Linked DNA regions of Homo sapiens: region 1 is linked to region 2. The links are chromatin loops, found by intact Hi-C in ENCODE. Cell type or tissue: heart right ventricle. All regions are shown on one strand.

Region 1 (5,000 bases), 66 kb after region 2:
TGAGACAGGGTGGGCCTTTGTACCAGAGGACCAGTTGTTAGATGGAGCTGTCCCTGGAGAGGAGGCTTAACCTTGAGGGAGGCAGCTCCCTCAGGCACAGCGCAAGCTCCAGAAATAAACACCTATGAGCCAGCTCCTAACTGCTGGGGGGTGTGACTGACTGGATTGGCAGGTAGGGGTAGGTTATCTGGGCACCATAGTGAAGCATCCACTACATATGCCGTGATTATATTTCCTTTCCTGAAATCTGACTTTCCCTGTTGTTGATTAATACCTTTTGGTTTTTAGTTTGCCTACTTTTCTATATGTACTTCATGCTAATTCAACTCAAGCTCTTCTAAATTGTGTACATCATCTTTCAGTAGCTTCATGTCTCAATATCTTGAAATCTCAATATCTCAAAATGTATTGGGTATTCTACGCATTTCGTCTTGAAGAATTCTCTCCTGGAACTCTCTGACCTGCTCTAGTCTTTTCCTAGTGTACAGCTGTCTTGTTGGGATCTCCTTTCTTCCTAGTCCTGGCCATTCTCTTTGCTTCTTTTTTGGCTTAGATATTCTATCTCCTGGATCCCACACGTTCTACTTTCTTGTTTTACTCCTTTATTGTGGTAGTCTACATCCTCCAATAAGGGTGCATGACAGGTAAATTGCGTGAGAATTGCATTTCTGAAAATGCTTTATTTTCTCCTAAGGATTGATAATTTGACTAGATATAGAATTCTAATTTTGAAATGGCTATGCCTCAAAAATTATAAGGCATTACTCAATTATTGTTCAGCCATCAAAGTTATTGTTGAGAAATCCAATACTATTTTGTTTCTATTCAGGGTGCTTGTATTATCTTTTCTTTGTCCCAGTGTCTTGAAATTTCAAGTGATGTAACCTTCATGAGGGTTTATTTTTATCTATTTATTGGGAGACACTTCTTCATGGGTCTCTTGTACTCTTACAAGTCTTTGGAGTATACCAAGAATGCAAGGCCCTGACCACCCTAAAATTGGATTATTTCTCAGGCTTGTATTTGCAGTGAGCAACCTTGAGGGGTAAGATAAGTCTCCTTTCGGGACAAATAGTAGGGTTGCTTATTGCTTTCAATAAAAGCAGTAGATCTCTCAACTTCAGTGTTCCCCAGCTGCAATACAAAACCACTGTATATGCAGTATCCATGGGCCCTGCCCTTATGCATTGCCCCTATGGGACTTGGGGGCAAGGGAAACTGACACATACTAATGCTCATGCTGCTTGCTCTTTTTTATCTCTCACTCAGAAATCTTCTATCTTCTGTTTGTATCCATGAAACAGTAACAGGATAACTTATTGATTGTAAGTAGGGAAAGATCAAATCCCAGTCCTGACACCATTTTCCTGGGCACTTGATAGACTCCTGCAATCTGGAAACAGAAATTGTCTTATTTATTTGATGATTTCCTGTGAATCTAGAAAACTAATTACTTCTTTTCCTTTTTGTAAAATCACAACTTTATTGAAATAAAATTCATATATGATAAAAGTCACCAACTTAGTTGTTTTAGTATATTCACAATTATATAACTATTATCATGATATGATTGCAAACATTTTCCTTATCCTAAGAAGGAAGCTGATACCTATTAGCAGTCACTCCACATTATCCCCTCTCTTCAGGCCCTGGCAACCACTAATTTACTTTCTTTCTCCATGGATTTGAATATTCTGGGTATTTCATGTAAATGGAATTATGCAATATGTGGCCTTATATGATTTGCTTCTTTTACTTAGCATAATGTTTTGAAGATTTATCAATGTTATAGCATATATCCATACTTTAATGCTTCCTGTTGTCAAATAATATTCCATTGTATGGATATACCACATTTTGTTTGTCCATTCACCAGTTGAGAGACATTTCAGTTTCCCCTTTTTAGCTATTATGAATAATGCTGCTGCTATATCTGAATGTTAGTGTCACCCCAAAATTCAAATGCTGGAACCTAATACTCAATATGATATCATTAAGAGGTAGGACCTTTTGGAATTAAGTCATGAGGGCTCCAATCTCATTAATGGGATTAGTACCCTCATGAAAGAGACTTGAGTAAGCTCCCTTGCCTCTTCTGATATGCGAGGATAACAGCAACAAGGTGCCATGAAGCAGGCAGAGCCTTCACCAGACACTGAATCTTTTGGCACCTTGATGTTGGACTTCCCAGCCTCTGGAACTTAGAAATAAATTTCTGTTGTCTTCTCTTTCTTTCTTTTCTTTCTTTTCTTTCCTTTCTTTTCTTTCTTTCTTTTCTTTGCTTTTCTTTTTTGACAGAGTCTCTCTCTGTCACCCAGGCTGGAGTGCAGTGGCATGATCTCAGCTCACTACAACCTCTGCCTCCCGGGTTCAAGCAGTTCTCCTGCCTCAGCCTCCTGAGTTGCTGGGATTACAGATGTGCGCAACCATGCCTGGCTAATTTTTGTATTTTTAGTAGAGATGAGGTTTCACCATGTTGGCTAGGATGGTCTCAAACTCCTGACCTCAAGCAATCCACCCACCTTGGCCTCCCAAAGTGCTGGAATTACAGGCGTGAGCCACCATGCCCAGCCTTTTCTGTTGTTTATAAATGACATAATCTAAGATGTTTTGTTATAGCAGCCCAAACAAACTAAGCTGTTATGAATAGTTATGTACACATTTTTATATTAATGTAGGTTTTCATTTCTTGTGAGTATAAACCTAAAAGCAGAATTGTTGGGTCATGTGGTAGCTCTATGTTTAACATTTTGAGGAACTGCCATATATTTTAGAGTCCCACTAGCATGGTAGATATGCAAAGTTATCCCACTGTCATTTGTTGCAAACAGTATTTTTTCCCTAATGAATTGTCTTGGCACCTCTGTCAAAAATCAATTGTCCATAAATGTAAGGGTTTATATCTAGACTCTTAAGTTCTATTCCATTGATCTATGTGTTTAGCCTTATGAAAATACCACACTTACTGTTGATTCGTAGTAAGTTTTAAAATCAGGAAATATGAATCCTCCAGCTGTTTTTCTTTGGTCCCTTGCATTTTTGTGTGAATTTTAGGATTACCTTCAGAAAAATAAGAGGGCATTTGGTAGTTTGTATTGAATCTGTAGATCAATATGGGGGAGTTTGCCATCTTAACAATGTTAAATCTTCAGATCCAAGAAAATGTGATATCTTTCCATTTGTTTAGATCTTCCTTAATTTATTTCAACAATATTTTGAGGTTTTCAATGAATAAATCTTCTTTAATTAAACTTGTTCTTAAGTATTTTTATTCTTTTTAATGCTGTTGTAAATTGAATTCTTTTTCAAATTCATTTTCAGAGTACTCATTGATAGTAAATAGAAATACAATTAAGAGGTAGGGTCTCACTATGTTGCCCATGCTGGTCTCGAACTCCTGGCCTCAAGTGATCCTCCTGCCTTGGACTCCCAAAGTTACAGGTTACACGCATGAGCACCGTCCCTGGCCCTCAAAGTATTTTCTAATTTTCCTGTGTTTTTTTTTTCTTGATTATTTAGGAGTATGTTGTTTAATTTCCATTATTTAAAAAGTTACCAAATTTTTTTCTGCTATTTTTAATTTCATTCAATTGTGGTCAGAGAACATACTTTTCATTATTTTGATATTTTAAAATTTATTAAAGTTTATTTTATAGCCTAACATTTATTCCCTCTTGGAGATGTTTCATGTGCACTTGAGAAGAATGTGTATTCTGCTACTGTTGGGAGGAGTATTCTATAGCTAGCTGAGTCTAATTGCCTTATAGTATTGTTCAAGTATTTGCTATCTTTATTGATCTTCTATAGATGTCTCAGTCTAATTGGTTTATAGTGTTGTTCAAGTATTCTATTTCCTTATTGATCTGCTGTAGATATCTAAGACTAATTGGTTTATAGTGTTATTCAAGTATTTCCATATTGATCTTCTGTCTCATTGCTCCATTTATTATTGAAAGTGGGATATCAAAGTTTGAAACTACCGTTGTATTATTGTCTATTTCTTCTTTCAGTTCTCTCAGGTTTGTTTGGTGTGTGTGTGTGTGTGTGTGTGTGTGTGTGTGTGTGTGTGTGTGTGTGTGTTTGAAATGGAGTCTTGCTCTGTCACCCAGGCTGGAGTGCAGTGGCATGATCTCGACTCACTGCAACCTCCGCCTCCCGAGTTCAAGCAATTCTCTTGCCTCAGCCTCCCAAGTAGCTGGGATTACAGGCACATGCCACCAAGCCCGGCTAATTTTTGTATTTTTTTTTAATAAAGATAGGGTTTTGCCATGTTGGCCAGGCTGGTCTCGAACTCCTGATCTCAGGTGATCAGCCCACCTTGGCCTTCTAAAGTGTTGGGATTACATGCATGAGCCACTGTACCCAGCCTGTCAGTTTTTACTTTATGTATTTTGGGGCTTGGTTGTTATGTCTTCCTGATGGATTGACTCTTTTATTATTATAAAATGTACTTTTCTCTAGTAACAATTTTTGTCTTAAAGTCTACTTTGTCCAAAATATTAGTAGAGCTACTCTAGCTGCCTTTTGCTTTTATGGAAGAGTTGATTTTCAGAGGCACTGATAACCATTCTGGAAAGCAGAACCTCTAACTACTTCTTACAACTCTTAGAGATAGTTGTCCCGGTTTTAGGTCTGCTTTCTCCCCCATTTCCAAAGTTACCTTTTGGAGACTCCGTAATGCTGCGTAGCTTTGCTGCTTTTATTGCTGCTTAGGATCAGCTTTCTTGGGTCGGCTAAGTCATTACAATGAGTCCTTCTGCTTTCCGGTTTCCTAAATTTTGTAACCGTTAACTCCTTTTCTATTTTCTTTTTCTTTTGAGTTTATTACTTTTTAAAAACTCTTCACTATTATATCAATGGCTTTTCCAAGGAAACAAAATTCAAGAGTGATTTAAATCTTTAACTTGTATTCGAGTGTAAACTTTTAGCTTTTAGTTGCTTTACTCTTAGTAACCTAAATTTTCTTGTATAGTCACCAGCATTTTTTTTTTTCATGGTCA
Region 2 (5,000 bases):
GAAGTGGTAGATAACAAATACATTAATACCCTTTATTATGAGTTCATAATATTTTGTTAAATCTGAAATTCAGTTGTCATTTAAACAGAAGAGATTCAAATTCAAGTTATAGAAAAGTTAAAATTTCTAATTAGCAATATTTAAAGCAAGGAATTTTATACTTTATCATTTTAACTGTTAAGGGAAAAAAGTAATTTGAGTGTGATTGTTTTTCTTAAAGTTGAAGATCAGTATCCAGAATGTTTGGAGTTATCACTGGTCATGAACTATATTCCACGTGGAACCATATCTGAGTTTGTTTTGAAGTACCACATGTTCAAATCACTGAATTAGACTTTTTAAGAGACATAAAGTGTTATATTTCTGTAAGAGGTGCTTTCCAAACCCAAATCTAAAAATTTATCATTTCTGTTCCTTAAAGTATCATTTTAATTTACAACTTATTTTCCCTTATTTGGCAATTTGGATACAGTGTCTGAAGCAGTAAATGGATTTAACCCCAATCTAATTTTTCTGTAAGAAGTAGGAGAGAGTCTAAGAATGACATACAAACCTGTCAAACCTGTTAAAACGAGCTAGACTTTCACACTTTCACCGGTGGAAAATGCTGTTCCTTCATGTCAACTGAAGGTAACTTTGATCACATTTTAGTACATGCCTTAGGGTGGCAAAGGGCAGTTTTTGCAAGGCACAGTTTACTTGAGGGCCTTCCAATCCTTGGGCTAAATCAGAGAGAGAGGGGAGAGGGAGTGTGTGCGTGCATGCATGTGCTTTGTTTTGGAGAGAAGTGGGAGGCAAGGAGGAAAGAGAAGGACTGTAATGATGTAGTGACCGCCTTGGTCCTGGGCTAGGCAGAGGAAGTCTGTGCATGTGGATGTGTCTTAGTTGGGTACAACACTGAAAACATGAAGTGGTCATTTTCCAACCCAAGAACTGTAAGGGGTGGTAGTGGCTGCAGCAGCCAGGCCAGTGGTAGGGTCTAGAGTGGCCCCACCTGGACATACAGCATGTGGTTGCATTCCAGTCCAGGGGGACCGAGGGTAGAGCCAGGCCCAATGCCCTTGTGGGAGCCAGGAGTGAAAAGTGGGCAGAGCCTGAGGCAGTGGGAGGAAACCTGCCCCTGGAGGGCTTGATGCTCCTTACTCAGTGTTTCAGCCCAGGAGAAAAACCGCAAATACTTGCCTTGTGAGCCAAACCCTAGCTTAACAAGGATCAGCTAGTTAACATGTGAAAAGTTGTCCCAAATGGAAACTGGATAAACAGGTCTGGCCTGATAAATAGCTAAAAGGTTTCCCAGTCAGGGATGGGGTGAGAGAGGCTTGGACATTCTGGCCCGCAGGTCATTAATTATGCAAATTCTTACTGGGCTCTGGGAGGTTCTCAAGAACTTGGGCCCTGGGAGAGAGGGCCCCTCAGCCAGGCTGGAAGATGAGGCTCTGCCTGAACACTTGAGGAGGGCCTTTGCATACCCCAGGTGAACCTAGTAGAGGCTGAGCCCACCGGAGACGTTCCCAGCAGGCTTGAGTAAAGGTTAGGAAAGTGATTTCTGCATGCAATGTGATGTAGGCAGAAATGGGCAATTCGAAGGTCAAATGGGGCTCTCATTTACTAATGACTGTGGGCAACTTTCTGGTCCTTCCAGCCTCAGCCGCTTCCCTGTGTAAACTGGTGGAGCTGATAAGTTCCTGGAAGGATTATGAGGATTAACTGGAAAAATGTATGTAAAATGCCTTGTTGTACCTAGAAAAGAATTGTGCTCATATTTTTCTTCCCTGTTCTATCATTAAACTGTTCCCCCATCAATGCCCCAAAATCTTATCTGCTTATTTTTCTCTAAGAACTGGGTTCAAAATATGGTTTCAAACACTGAAGAATCAGAAGTTTGAGCTTTGAATCCTGGAGTTTCCCTAATTAGCTGTGTGACCTTGAGCCAATCCTACAGTCTTGGTATCCCATGAAATGGGAGGATTCTCCAGGTGATGGCTTAGGTACCCCCACCCCCCGCCCCACTCTGAGCTTCTTTCCGAACACTCAGCAGTAGGACAGGAAGATCTGAAAGCAAGGGGTCTGCTTCATGTAGCATGATAAACACTCTTTGGACCGGAGTCTGAACACTTATAGATATCAGGGAGGTTCACATTGCTCCAGTTCATACTCGCGCGTGGATCCTAGAATTGGGCCATGAGGTAATGCCGAGAGTATGTGAACTGTTATAAATTAATACACTGATCTACTCTGCAGTGAGGTTCTTTCGGCTCTGATTTCTCCTTTTATGGTGTCTTTAGAGACAGGCAGGAGGTTAGGAGGTAGTTGACAGAGGAGTTACAAACACGTGTATTCACTGCATCAGGGCTGGAGCTTAGCTTTTGTTTTTGAGTTAGTTCTGTTGTTTGGGCTTGGTTAATCTGTGCCCAAACACTGAGATTATTAGAAGGAAAAGACACCCTTAACTGGCCTCTTGCAGCAACAGACACTTGGTGGGAGGTAAGAGAAGGGGGAAATGGGACAAGGGAGAAAAGACCTTCCAACTCTACCCAACCGAGTGGACCTATGAAAGACTGAAATCTCCAGTTTAATGTAGCCAGAACTGAGGTCAGGGTCTGGCCATTGTCTGGAAACCAGAGTTGGAGTTCTGGGGCTGTCAGTGAAGACCTGTCTGTCCTAAAGGTCACCTCTGTTTCTATAGAAACAGGTGCCTGAGTGACCAGTGTTTACGAGTTAAAAGCAGGCTCCTTGCAGGACATCACACTGTGTCTTGCTCCAGCCACTGGCCATCTCTGCGGCCTCGCCTCTTCTCAGGACATTTTGTCCTGACCTCACCTACCCTGAGATCTTTTTGTTAGCTTTGTGTTCTGCCCTTAAGATATCACTTAAGAACTCCCTCTGGGTTCTTCATAGCATTTTAGCATTCTTAGTATGTTTTATCTCCATTAAACTTTTTCAGTGTTCTATGCTGAGTTTTTTGTATTTTTTGTCTCTGTCTACCCAAACTGTTACTTCTGCCTGAGCCTCCCTTTTATTGATTTTTTTAATCCAGAAATACTCCTACTCATCCTTCCAAACCCCCAAGTTTAATGACTCAGGAAATCTTTGCCGACCCTCTCAGATATTTAATTATCCCCTCCCCCAACCGTCACCTCTGTACTTTGCACAAATGTCCCATGAAGCTGATCACAGTGCATTACTTTATATTTTTTTACTTGCCTTGTCACTCTCTAACAATATAACCTCATTAAAAATGAGAGCCGTACATTATCTATTATCGATCAGGTATGGGGTGTAGTGTTTAAGAGATGGGTTGCCTGCATTAAAATCCCAGCACTACCTAGTATGGTAGGAACTTCTCTGTCATAACTTGAGATAAGTTCTTAATTGCCCTGTGCCTCAGTTTCCTAATCTCTAAAATTGGAATAATAAAAGTAACTACCTCATAGGGATGTTATGAGGATTAAATGGTAAATATGTGTAAAGCAGATAAGTGCTCAGTAAGTTTTAACTTTTTTTTTTTTGAGATGGAGTCTTACTCTGTCACCCAGGCTAGAGTGCAGTGGCGCGATCTCCGCTCACTGCAACCTCTGCCTCCTGGGTTCAAGGAATTCTCCTGCCTCAGCCTCCCAAGTAGCTGAAATTACAGTCGCGTGCCACCATGCCCGGCTAATTTTTGTATTTTTAGTAGAGACAGGCTTTCGTCATGTTGTCCAGGCTGGTCTTGAACTCCTGACCTCAGGTGATCCGCCCACCTTGCCCTCCCAAAGAGTTGGGAGTACAGACATGAGCCACTGCACCTGGCCAAGTCTTAGTTATTCTTGATGTTGATCCGAATTTCTAGGCTTCATTATTGCATTTGGACCTTAACACTTAATCAGTAGATGTTTGCAGGTTGGCTTTGTACTGTGTGTCTCCCTGACTGGACCGTGTGCTTGCTGAGGCAGTGTGCGGGTACACCTGCTCCTTGGCATATGCCTTGGCTTCACATCTTGCCAGGATGGGTCTCTCGTCCCCATTTCATAGATGAGGAACCCAAGGCTCAGAGAGGTTGAAGGACTTGCTGAAGGTCACTTTAAAGACCAGAATATGGTAGAAGTCCTGGAACTCTGAATGGGAGCTTAGACCCGGTGCTTCCAAAATGCCATCCACCCTGTAGCTTTAAGGCTCTGGACCCTGAAACCAAATCCATGAGGGATGAGCTGGAAGAGCCAGGCCGTGTGACCCATTTTCCGCTGTGCTGGGAGCTTGCGCACCCTCTGGAGCTTCCTTGCTGTGACTGCCTTCCACTTCCTAGGCTGTCTTTTGTAGGTCCATGTTTGGGCCTTAATGAGCATCCAGAGACTTTTTTTTTTTTTTTTTTTTGCGACACAGTTTTACTCTGTCACCCAGCCTGGAGTGCAATGGTGCAATCTCTGCTTGCTGCAACCTCTGCCTGCTGGGTTCAAGCAATTCTCCTGCCTCAACCTCCTGAGTAGCTGAGATTACAGGTGCCCACCACCACACCTGGCTAATATTTTTAGTAGAGACAGAGTTTCGTCATGTTGACCAGGGTAGTCTTGAACTCTTGAGCTCAGGTGGTCCACCCACCTCTGCCTCCCAAAGTCCTAGGATTACAGGCGTGAGCCACCGTGCCCAGCCCCAGAGATTATTTTCATAAGCTTTCCCTGGGAGTTCACTTATGAAAACGGGTTGGGAGGGTCTACACTGGTCCCTACAGTTCCTGGGGTAGATGTGCAGGTAATGGTCTCCCCATTGTTTCCCAGTGTCTTGCATTTCCTCTCTCTCCCATTTCTTTTTTCTTTTGTTGCCTTGCCTTTTCTTTTCTATTGTCTCTTCTGTCTTCCCTCTCTCTCCCTTTTTTTTTTCCTTTTAATTACATTTATTTTAATGCTGAATTTACTCCCGTGCCATAAGTTTTTGTTTCTTCAGTTTCTTCTGGGATATCTTTTTCTTCTGGGCAACCTCCTCTTCTGGTTTAGGAACAATCTGTTCCTTTTCCGTAAGGATCATCT

What was found. Peaks named below come from ENCODE experiments on the same cell type or tissue, not always from the same donor. Only the 100,000 strongest peaks of a DNase experiment are listed, where the experiment ranks them.
Region 1: a loop joins it to region 2, with 2.6 times the contacts of the local background. A loop is called at or near these places in 7 of 110 quality-filtered maps.

Annotation. Positions count from the first base shown.
Region 1 is chr15:71,402,616-71,407,615 of GRCh38, forward strand. The region is part of intron 6 of THSD4 (thrombospondin type 1 domain containing 4); the gene reads left to right. Among named protein-coding and RNA genes, the nearest start is that of THSD4-AS1, 220 kb to the left of the region's middle. In heart right ventricle, no CTCF peak of the experiment used is centred here; no DNase peak of the experiment used is centred here.
Region 2 is chr15:71,336,274-71,341,273 of GRCh38, forward strand. All of the region lies in intron 6 of THSD4 (thrombospondin type 1 domain containing 4), which reads left to right. It also overlaps the pseudogene RPL17P39. Among named protein-coding and RNA genes, the nearest start is that of THSD4-AS1, 150 kb to the left of the region's middle. In heart right ventricle, no CTCF peak of the experiment used is centred here; a DNase peak (open chromatin) is centred at 2,177; H3K27ac peaks cover 4,656 bases.